Regions from separate parts of the Mus musculus genome. Here region 2 is linked to region 1. The links are chromatin contacts, found by Hi-C or POLR2A ChIA-PET in ENCODE. All regions are on one chromosome and are shown on one strand. Each heading gives the region's core, a stretch centred on a gene start or an enhancer-like site at or near the end of the contact. The rest is flanking DNA. Distances are from core to core; before and after follow the strand shown. Region 1 holds the start of Iqcn (IQ motif containing N). Region 2 holds the start of Arrdc2 (arrestin domain containing 2).

Evidence for each region. A loop is a pair of places that touch in the nucleus more often than their neighbours do. ChIA-PET counts read pairs that join two places held with the same protein, here RNA polymerase II (POLR2A).
Region 2: POLR2A ChIA-PET joins it to region 1 with 42 read pairs in Patski. The contact joins the promoter of Arrdc2 here to the promoter of Iqcn in region 1. A Hi-C loop is called at or near these places in 11 of 37 maps with a recorded cell type or tissue (CH12.LX, CH12F3, T-helper 17 cell and 6 more). POLR2A ChIA-PET finds 5 or more read pairs at or near these places in 4 of 5 experiments (Patski and embryonic stem cell).

What each region holds. Positions count from the first base shown.
Region 1 is chr8:70,698,978-70,704,204 of GRCm38, reverse strand. Iqcn (IQ motif containing N) reads right to left here and starts at 2,180. Exons shown (of 4, transcript NM_001370847.1): 1 at 634-2,180. It overlaps Jund (jun D proto-oncogene), which reads right to left. Exons shown (of 1, transcript NM_010592.5): 1 at 3,589-5,227. The coding sequence starts at 5,147. The coding sequence ends at 4,122.
Region 2 is chr8:70,836,955-70,842,181 of GRCm38, reverse strand. It overlaps Arrdc2 (arrestin domain containing 2), which reads left to right and starts at 2,462. Exons shown (of 8, transcript NM_027560.1): 1 at 2,462-3,054; 2 at 3,137-3,203; 3 at 3,341-3,488; 4 at 4,636-4,738; 5 at 4,816-5,072; 6 at 5,162-5,227. The coding sequence starts at 2,781.

The DNA of each region.
Region 1 (5,227 bases), core at 931-3,430:
GGTCCTGGAGCGGTCACCGTGTCCCCCAGGCCCTCAAGACACCCCTGGCTTCAACAATGAGCCAGCATGAGGTCAGCAACTGAGCCCCCATTCTGTGACCTCTGCAACCCAAATTTTCATCCAAATCCCAGAACACTCATGTGTACAGAGACACCTGTGAGACAAAACCCCAGCATGCTAGGAGGAGCTGTCAGCAGGCTCACAATCAGCGATTGTCATCAGACCATGATGCCCATGTCACAGGGAAAGTGGGGCTTGGACCATGGGGAGCACAATTCATGGTAACCCCACCTACACAGTAAGTTCAAGGCTTCCCTGGGCTACATAAGGCCCTATTTAAAAAAGAAAAGGAAAGCCACCAGGTGATACAGGGCCTGATAAGAGTTCAGAGGGGGAGAAACAGGGTTATGGTGTGGGGATCGGAGAGGAAATGGAGGGGCACCAGGGCAGTGGTCTAGGGATGCCTGTGAGCACATCTCTGAGACCCCTCTGCTCCATCTTAGTCACACAGAGCAAGCCCACCCTACCTTGGTGCTGGAGAAGGAAAACAGGCTCACAGGGTTGGTGCCCAAGGGACAGTACCATCATGGCTTGAGGGACCCAAATACAATCTCTAAGGGCCTAGCTACCTACCGCAGTCCAGAGAATGCAGACATTCTTGGCAAGAGCTGGGTGACAGAGTGTGGTACCCCCACCAGCCCACTCACCTATCCCCAGAGCTGAAGCCACCAGCCCTGACAGCCAGCCTTGGGAACCGGGGCACCCAAATGTCTTTATGACTCCAGGTGAGTTCCGACCAATCCCCAGCAGCATTTAGGGGAAAGGGTTCTAGAGCTTGGAACTGGGGCCCCTGACAGGACAAGAGGATCTGAGCTGTCCTGATGGTCCAACAGGGAAGGAAAATTAGGGCTCTGAGCATAGAGCTAGCCTTCCCCCCTCTTGCCTTGTGTTTGGAGGGAGTTCTGTCACCACCTGACATAGCTGCTGAGCCTCCAAGATGTCCTGGAGACATCTCCTGGAGGGCATGAAAAGACACGTGCAAAGCTTCATATGGCCTGCAACAGTCAAGCACCGAGAGTTTATGGATTTTGGTGAGTTCCAGGCCAGCCTGGGCTGCATATGGAGACCCTGTGTAGAAAAAAATAAAAGGTCATGCAGTGTGAGCCACAGCCCTAGGAGGGGGCAGATGGAGTGAAGCCAATGTTCTGGGCCACCTCCCCAGGCTGGGCTCATACCCAGTGTGAGTCATAGATGCTCCAGCCAAGGCTGACACACACCTTGGCCTATGCACAGCAGGCTCAAGCCAGAACCACTTCGCCTGGCCAAGGGGCTACTAGAACAAGGCCTCTATGCAAAGAGCAGACATACAACCCTGTGGCTTTTCCCTGCCTCTCTCCTCTGTCCTTTAGCTGTTGTGAGCACTTCTAGTGAGCCTTTTGTTTCTTTGGGCACCTAGATATGGTGGTCTTAGCCCATGTGCTAGATGAGACTCAGGGAAAGAAATGTACTTGAATTGCAGAGCCAGCCTTTCAATGCTGGGGAACAGAACTCTGAGCCCAGGCCCCCTGGGCACATGATGTGCTCTGTCAAGAGTCCTTGGTGTTTTGAGATAGGCTCCTTATATACCCCAGGCTGGACTGAAACTCATGGCCCTTCTGCCTCTACATTGCAAGTGCTTAAGTCACAGGCTTGCAGGGCCCAGCCTGGCTCTGATCAGCTGACTGGAAACACTCCCAACATCAACAAAACCTCATTGGGCCGCTGTGGTGGCACATGCCTTTAGTCCCAGAGGTGGGAAAAACTGAGTTCGAGGCCAGTCTGGGCTATACAGTAAGACATCATCTCAAACAACACAAATCTTTATAAAGATCCAGATTCCATCTAACACTACAAAAGCAGAACACTGCAGACACTGGTGTACATGGTATCCCAACATTTCAAGGGCCAAAGGAGAGGTCAGAGTTCAAATTTCTACTATGCTGTTCACAGCCTGTAGAACAGGTTTCTGGGCCACTGCTGTGTAATAGGGGTACAATAATCTTGGCCCAGCTGGGCAGTGGTGGCACACACCTTTGATCCCAGCACTTGGGAGGCAGAGGCAGGAGGATTTCTGAGTTTGAGGTCAGCTTGGTCTATAAAGTGAGTTCCAGGATAGCCAAGGCTACAGGAGAAAAACCCTGTCTCAAAAAAAAAAAAAAACCCACAAAACAACAATAATAATAATCATCTTGGCCCTGAGAGGGACAGGGAAGAGGGGAACCAAGATCAGGACACCCCCTTTTCAGAGCACATAAGATAGAGGCCCACAAAGGAAGAGTATAGCTTTCATAGCTGCTGCAAAACTCCACCATGGTACCCAAGCTGGAACTCTTATGTGCCCGAAGCTCAGGAGAGTGCCTGCCCAGGAAACTCAGCCCTGGGCTCCATCCTCACACTGTATGAACTAGATTGTCATCCCAGCATCCAGGGAACCTATGTTCAAGCCTTTTCATTACTAGCTTTAGTCTTACTAGACAGGGTGTGTAGCCTGGGCTGGTCTAGGATTGAGGAGTCTCCCGCCTCGGCCTCCCAAATGTTAGGATGATGCCAGAACCAAGCTGGACCCACAAGAGTTCCATTCAGGGCGGGCAGGCAGGCACTCAGCAGCTGTCTAGGGACACCTGCCACCCACTGGGACTTACCATGTGACCTATCACCCACAGTGACACCCTGAGAGCCTCAAGACCCAGGGTCTCAACAGCAGTGGCCAGGGCTGACAGGAAACTGTATATATAACATGGGGGAGGGGAGGGGAGACGAGACCTAGGGTCAGATGTTCCCACTGGGCTGAGCTGGACGACCTTGATTAATCTGCTCTAAGCCCAGGGCACTGAAAACGGAGATGAAACAGGCAGGTGTGATGGCACATACCTTTAACCCCAGCACTCAGGAAGCAGAGGCAGGGGGAGCTCTGGCTGGTCTGCATAGAAAGTTCCAGAACAGTCAAGACTACATGAAGTATCCTTGTCTCAAAAATAAAGATGCTATGTGACTCAAGACAATTGCTTTACTTCGCTGAATATTGTTTCCTCAAAATAGAGCAGGTGCTGCGAGAAGGGGGCGTGTCAGGGAGATATTTAAATGCACCTACATGATTCTAGGCTCCCACATAGACTTGCAGAGAAGGCTCTGGGTCTGAGGTACCCTTTGAAACCAACAAAGGCGAATAAAATCTAGTGAGCACAGGCTGCAAGCCCAGCTCTTTTCTGTATGGATGAATCCCGGAGGCCCCAAGCTTGTAAGCACTTCCTTCTGCCCCTTCCCATGTAGTCACTCTTCTTCCTAAAGGATATACCAGCTAAATTGATAGGCTAGTCCAGGATTGCGTCCTGGTGCCACCTGGACCTGGGCCGACAGCGTGCACCTAGGTGGCGCTCGCTGCGCAGCAGATGTGCAGGCACGGCCCGCGCCCACGCCGCGTTCCCCCCCCCCAGGGGGGGGGGGAAGAAGGGGAGGAAAGAGGTTAGAGGAGGAGGGAGGGGGATGGGAGAGGGCTAGCCCCGCCCACCCTCAGCCCAGGCGGGGGAAGAAGGAGGCGGACAGCCAAGCTGGCGTAACGAAGACTTTACTGAAAACACAAAACCGGCGAACCAAGGATTACGGAACAGGAATGTGGACTCGTAGCAAAACAAAACCAAACAAAAAGAGAGGGGATGGTGTCGGGAGGAGAGAGAGCGGGGGGGGGGGGAGGGGAGAGGGTTTTTTTTTTCTTCTTCCCGTTTCTTTAAAAAACCAACACAAGGAAACACACACTCAACACGCAACCAACGTTTGTTCCCGAGTAGAAACATAAATAGGGCGGAATCGGACACTCCCGTTCTCTCTTCCAAAAGGCAAAAAAAAAAGGAAAGGCAGAGCGTGAGGCTGCGCGCCCCTTAGAGCCCCTACTCGGAGGTACAAAGGGGCAGCCACGCGCAGGACTGGGGGTAGAGAGGCGGCGCGAGGGCGGGGGTCGTGCGCTCGGGTTCCCCATCCAGAGTTAAGGGGGGTCCGGCTTGTCGAGTCCGGGGGCACCGAGTCTCGAAAGAGTCCGGGGCGCCCCCCCACCGCAGCTAGTCCGCGCATGCGCCCCGCGCTCGGGCTCAGTACGCCGGGACCTGGTGCTGGGGCAGCAGCTGGCAGCCGCTGTTGACGTGGCTGAGGACTTTCTGTTTGAGCTGCGCCACCTGCTCGCGCAGCAGGCTGGCGGTGGACGCCAGCTCGGTGTTCTGGCTTTTGAGGGTCTTGACTTTCTCCTCCAGGCGCGAGATACGCTCCAGCTTGCGCTTGCGGCATTTGGAGGCGGCGATGCGGTTGCGCAGCCTCTTGCGCTCCGCCTTGATGCGTTCTTGCGTGTCCATGTCGATGGGCGACAGCGGAGGGCTGTCGCCGAAGCTCGGCACGTCCGGCACGGTCTGCGGCTCGTCCTTGAGCGCGGCCAGGCGCGGTGGATGCGGAGGTGGCGGCGGCCCCAGCGCGCCCGGGGGCGGCGGGAAGGGCACTGGCTCCGCGGCGAAAGCCACGGTGGCCGCGCCCCCAGGGGGCCCGGCGCCACCCGCGAAACTGCTCAGGTTGGCGTAGACCGGGGTCTCCGTGGCCCCGGGGGTGGCGGCCAGGTCGGCGGGCGCGGGAGGCGCGGGAGCCCCTGAGGTGGCCGCGGTGGCCGCACCCAGCTGGCTTTGCTTGTGCAGGTCCTCCAGCGCCTTGACGAAGCCTTCGGCGAACTCCTGCTCCTCGCTAGCTGCCACCTTCGGGTAGAGGAACTGCGTACTGGTCGGGGTAGTGGTCACCAGCCCGTTGGACTGGATGATCAGCCTCTCCAGCTCCGGCGACGCGAGTTTGAGCAGCCCAAGATCCGGCGAAGCCAGCAGCCCGTCGGGGGCGCCGTCGGGGCGCAGCGCAGAAGGTGCAGTGGCCGACCCTGGTTTCAATCCCGCCGCTCCCTGCTCCGCCAGGCTGAGCGTCAGCGCGTCTTTCTTCAGCATGCTGCTCGTCGGGGGCGCCCCGGGGAAAGCGCGGCCCGGGGGCGCGAAGCCACCACCGCCGGGGGCCCCAGTAGCACCAGCGACGCTCGACGCACCCGCAGCCAGGCCGCTCAGCGCCTCCTCGCCATAGAAGGGCGTTTCCATCCCCACCTTCCCCCGCCGCGCTCGGCCCCGGGGCGGGGGGAGTGGCCGCGGCCTCCCCGGGGGGCCCCGTATGCCCCCCA
Region 2 (5,227 bases), core at 1,213-3,712, 140 kb before region 1:
AGTGGAACACTCCCAATTAAAGCAGGGGATTCAGGATCTGTGGAAACCCAGGATGGGCTAGAGAGTCTCCTGTTTAGGACCTCCAGGTGAGGGGGTCCCGATTCTCAAAGAAGCTTCTCGTGTGTGCACCCCGAATTCTGTCTCAGTTTACCTTGCCTTGTCTGCTACTCTGGGTCTGTCCCTGAAGTGGGGGCGGGTCTGATGGTGTTTGTGGATAGGAAGGGAATCTCTCCCACTGGGAAGGAGCCTGTGGCAGACTGCAATGGAAGACATTCCACTGTGAATCCGGGTCATAACCCCTCCCAGTTCACTTATGAGACCCCTAGGGCATTCCTATCCCTGAGCCTTGCTGTGTGCCTGCAGGGCAGATGTGGTGTCTCTGGGCTCCCTGCCCCTCACTCACTCACTCAGCTAAGCCAGGCTTCACTATGCCGGACCGTGAAATAGGCAGGTCAGAAGCGGGGCCCCACATCTGCTTCCAGCTGCTCTAAACAGATAAATCCTCAGTTGGATGAAGGAAGTCAGCGTCTGTCCAGTGGGCCAGGAAGAGACCCCGTTGAAACTTTTTTCTCCAGGTGACTCAAAGGAAATCCTGAAGCCACCCAGACTTTCACTGAGGACTTCCTCTAACACACACGGGGTGGGGTGGGGTTGGGTGGGGTGTGACTTACTCCGTGACTCCAGGCGAAGGCCAAACCCTCTCTCTGGTCTCCGAGACTTATCTGTGTGGTACACTCACTCTGGGAGGGGGCGTCTTCAATTCCCGCACTTTTCTTTAGTCCAAGACCTGTGGGACTTCTCTGGTCCTCCAGGCCGCCTTGTCCTCTCCAGGCTGCGGGCAGGGGGTGCTGCAGCCTGGTTCATAAGGCTGTGAACCTGTGTTCGTTCACACAGCTGGGCTCAGGAGTGAATACGAGCCGCAGTACATCCCATGTCCACCAGGGGGTGCCCGTGTCTACAAATGCCGGGCAGGTTTCCCTGCAGGAGCAATTCTTCCTGTTACATTCCAGAAGGGTCTCCCTATCCCCAGGTACACTGCAGCCCTTGACTCAAAATATCAGAGTCTCCTGGATTTGCTGCCTATGCACGGCAATCCCTTTCTGGATCTGAGGGACTAAGTTCCCCTAGGCCTTATGGAAGTGGAAATTGAGGCACATCCTCCTTGTCCCTTGCCAGGGTCCTTTAGGTTGAATGGGGGTGCCCAATGCGGGGGGGGGGGGAAAGGACCAACACTTCCCTGTCCCCACCAATTCGCATCGCCGGAAACAATGGGCCTGAAAAAAGGTGCCCCAGATAGGTCTGCAGGCGGCAGCGAGTTGATGATTAAGCTGGGAGGTTCTGGCCTAGTGGACACACCTGCGAACCCAGCATCTAAGAGGCTGACACCGGAGTTCCATTGCCTTGAGTTCCCGGGCAGCCTGGGTTACAGTGTGAGATCCTGTCTGAAAACATAAGAAAAAGCCAGGCCGGGCAGGAGAGATGGCTCAGTGGCTAAGAGCACAGACTGCTCTTCCAGAGATCCTGAGTTCAATTCCCAGGAACCACACAGTGGCTCACAGCCATCTGTAATGGCTCTCTTCTGGTGTGTCTGAAGACAGCTACAGTGTACTCATATACATATACAAATAAATAAATCTTTTTTTTTTTAAGTTTAAGAAACAGTCAGGTACTAAGGCAAACGCCTATCAAGTCAGCTCTGGAAGACTGGTGGAGGATGGCAAATTCAACATCGGGCTTGGTTAGAGTACGAGATGCATTGGAGGCTATGTGAGACTTGGCCTCAGAAGAAAATAAAGCTTTCGGGTTCAGAAATCCGATTTGAGCTTTAATTCCAGCACTCGGGAAGCAGTGGCAACCTCGCCTCTATGAGTTCAAGGCCAGCCTGGTCTACACAGTGAGTTCCAGACTAGCCAAGGGAACACAAAACTACTGGCCAATCTTGTAAACAGAAGCAGGGGGACTGTCTCAAGTCCCAGGTAAGTTTGGGCTACATGAGAACCCGTCTCAAAAAGCAACAGAAAAAAAAAATAGTGACAGTTGTCACGCTGGGTGACTAAGACCAGTTTCCCTATTCCTGGGCTTCCTTGTTTGTGTATTTGCGAGACCTAAGGCGGCAGAGCCGCGCTGCAGCACCTCCCACTTAGGCTCCGGTTCAGAACCAAGCAAGGGTTATTTTGTCTGGAGCCTCGTGAGGCCACGCCCCACCGCGCTATTGGTGAAGTTCTTTCCGGTAGGCGAGGCTTTCTCTAACGCCCCGCCCCGCCCCGCCCCTCGATGCTACTGACTTTCTCGCAGGAGCTGATTTTGCCCCCTCAGACCACGCCCTTCACACGCTATTGGCCTGGTCCCTTGTAGGGGGGGGAGCTTTCTATCAGGCCACCGCCCTCGTGGAGCCTTTGGCCTAATTCTCTCAGCAGAACCAGGCTTTTTCAGGCCCCGCCTCCTCAGCGCGCTATTGGTGGAGTCTTCTCCTGAAGGTGTGGCTTTCTCCTCAGGCCATTCCTTCGCCGCGCTATTGGCCTAGTCTTTTCTGGGGTCCCGTTCCCTACTGCTGTGTTTGCGGAGTCTCTTCCGGTAGGTGCGGTCTTCTCCTCAGGCCCCGCCCTCCAACCGTCCTATAAGTGCGACGCAGCTGCGGGTCCCCAGCGGTCTTCCGTCCTGTTGTCCCGCTTGTGTGTGTACGTAGTTCGAGCCCGCTGCGTTCGCAGTCTCTAGCTCTTTCTTTTCGCGGGTTCGAGCACCTGGCCGATCTCTTTTTTGGGTTCGCGACCGTCACCGCAATGCTGTTCGATAAGGTGAAGGCGTTCGTAGTAGAGATAGACGGGGCGCGCACGGGCACCGAGCCCGTGTTCCACGGAGGCCAGGCCGTGGCAGGCCGGGTACTGTTGGAGCTTGCGGGCGCGGCACGCGTGGGCGCGCTCAGGCTGCGCGCTCGGGGCCGCGCGCGCGCGCACTGGACGGAGTCGCGCAGCGCGGGCTCCAGCACTGCTTATACTCAGAGTTACAGCGAGCGCGTGGAAGTCGTGAACCACCGCGCCACGCTGCTCGCGCCAGGTACGGGCTGGGGACCTTTTGGGGCGCACCGAGCATGCGATTCCCAGGCCTACGTCCGCTGAGCCCCGGGTCTTGTTCCTAGACTCGGGGGATATCGCCACGCTTCCCGCTGGACGCCACGAGTTTCCCTTCAGCTTCCAGCTGCCTATGTAAGCCCCACTGTCGCCTTCTGGCTGGGCATCTAGGGTTCCCTCAGCCCTGACTTCTCGGGACATCCCTCTTGTATGCCCTTCACCCCACTATCTCCTGATAGTGATCCTCTGATTACCCACTCTTGCCACCCCAGCTCCCTGGTGACATCCTTCGAGGGCAAACACGGCAGCGTCCGCTATTCCATCAAAGCCACTCTGCACCGGCCATGGGTCCCTGCACGCTGCGCCCGGAAGGTGTTCACTGTCATTGAACCTGTGGACATAAACACACCTGCCCTGCTGGCAAGTGGCTGCCCCATGGGGGTTGGGGTCCAGCCTGGCTGCTTGACACCTTTTAGATTTGAGGGTCTCAAATGACCTCTGTAACAGGGAGCCAGGAGTTAGTGGTGAGTTTAAAACCCACTATAGGTAAGTGCAAATTCTGAGGGTGCTCACCTGCTGTGTGCCTCTGGGAAGGTATCTTGCTCTTTCCCAGCCTCAGATACCCCATTTGGAAAGCAGGATATGATAGGGCTATTTTTGTTTTTGTGTTTGCTTTTGTCTTTACTGGTTTTGGGTTTTGCTTTATTTCTTTTTCTTTTCTTGTTTGTTTTTGTTTTTTGTTTTGTTTTGTTTTGGTTTTTTTGAAACAGGGTTTCTCTGTATAGCCCTGGATGTCCTGGAACTCACTTTGTAGATAAGGCTGGCCTCGAACTCAGAAATCTGCCTGCCTCTGCCTACCAAGTGCTGGAATTAAAGGCATGTGCCACCACTGCCCGACTTTTTTTTTTTTTTTTAATTTTAGAAAGGTCTCTCTCTGTGTAATCCTGGCTGGTCTGAGATTCACTGAGTAGACCAGGCTGGCCCTAACTAAGCCCATAGAAATATACCTGCTGGGACTAAAGATAGGTGCCACCACATCTAGTCTTGTTTTTATTATTTATTTACTTATTTTGTTTTTTTCAAGACAGGGTTTCTCTGTGTAGCCCCGGCTGTCCTGGAACTCACTCTGTAGACCAGGATGGCCTTGAACTTAGAAATCTGCCTGCCTCTGCCTCCCAAGTGCTGGGATTAAAGGCGTGCGCCACCACGCCTGGCTTATTTTTAATTTTTATTCAACTTTTGGCTTCCTAAGATAGGGTTGGCCAGGCAGTGGTGATGCACGCCTTTAAGGCAGAGGCAGGTGGATTTCTGAGTTCAAGGCCAGCCTGGTCTACAAAGTGAGTTCTAAGACAGCCAGGGCTACACAGAGAAACCCTGTCTCGAAAACAAACAAGCAAACAAACAAACATAAAAAGAGACAGGGTTATGTTATTTGGGGGTATCTGGTCAAAACTTAAAACAGCCCGCTTGTCTCAGTCTTTCTATAAGACTCAGGTCTCCAAGTGCCCAGTGCTCAAAATGACCCTTGGTGTGCCCAGTGCTCAAAATGCACTTGGTGTCTCCCTAGGAACCCCAGGCTGGAGCCCGGGAGAAGGTGGCACGATCCTGGTACTGCACACGTGGCCTCGTGTCCCTCTCGGCCAAGATTGACCGCAAAGGCTACACTCCAGGTAACATGGGGAGCTGTGTGCAGCTGGAATGGGTAATCGGTAGTGGGGAAACTGAGGCAAGCTGCTGTCTGCTGTAGGCGAGGTCATCCCTATCTTTGCGGAGATTGACAATGGTTCCACGCGAGCTGTGCAGCCCCGTGCTGCCCTAGTACAGACACAGACCTTCATGGCCCGAGGTGCCCGCAAGCAGAAGCGTGCTGTGGTGGCCAGTGTGGACGGGGAGCCTGTGGGCCCGAATCGCCGTGCGCTGTGGCCCGGTCGTGCGCTGCGTATCCCCCCGGTGGGCCCGTCCATCTTGCAGTGCCGCGTGCTTAGTGTGGACTACTCACTCAAGGTACCCAGGGCTCCCTTACATCCTGTCGTCCAAACCAAGGGGGAGGGCACAGGTGGGCTGGTAGCCCACTTCGCTGCTGCTCCCTTCAGGTCTTCGTGGACATTCCAGGCTCGTCCAAGCTGCTGCTGGAGCTGCCTCTGGTCATAGGCACGGTC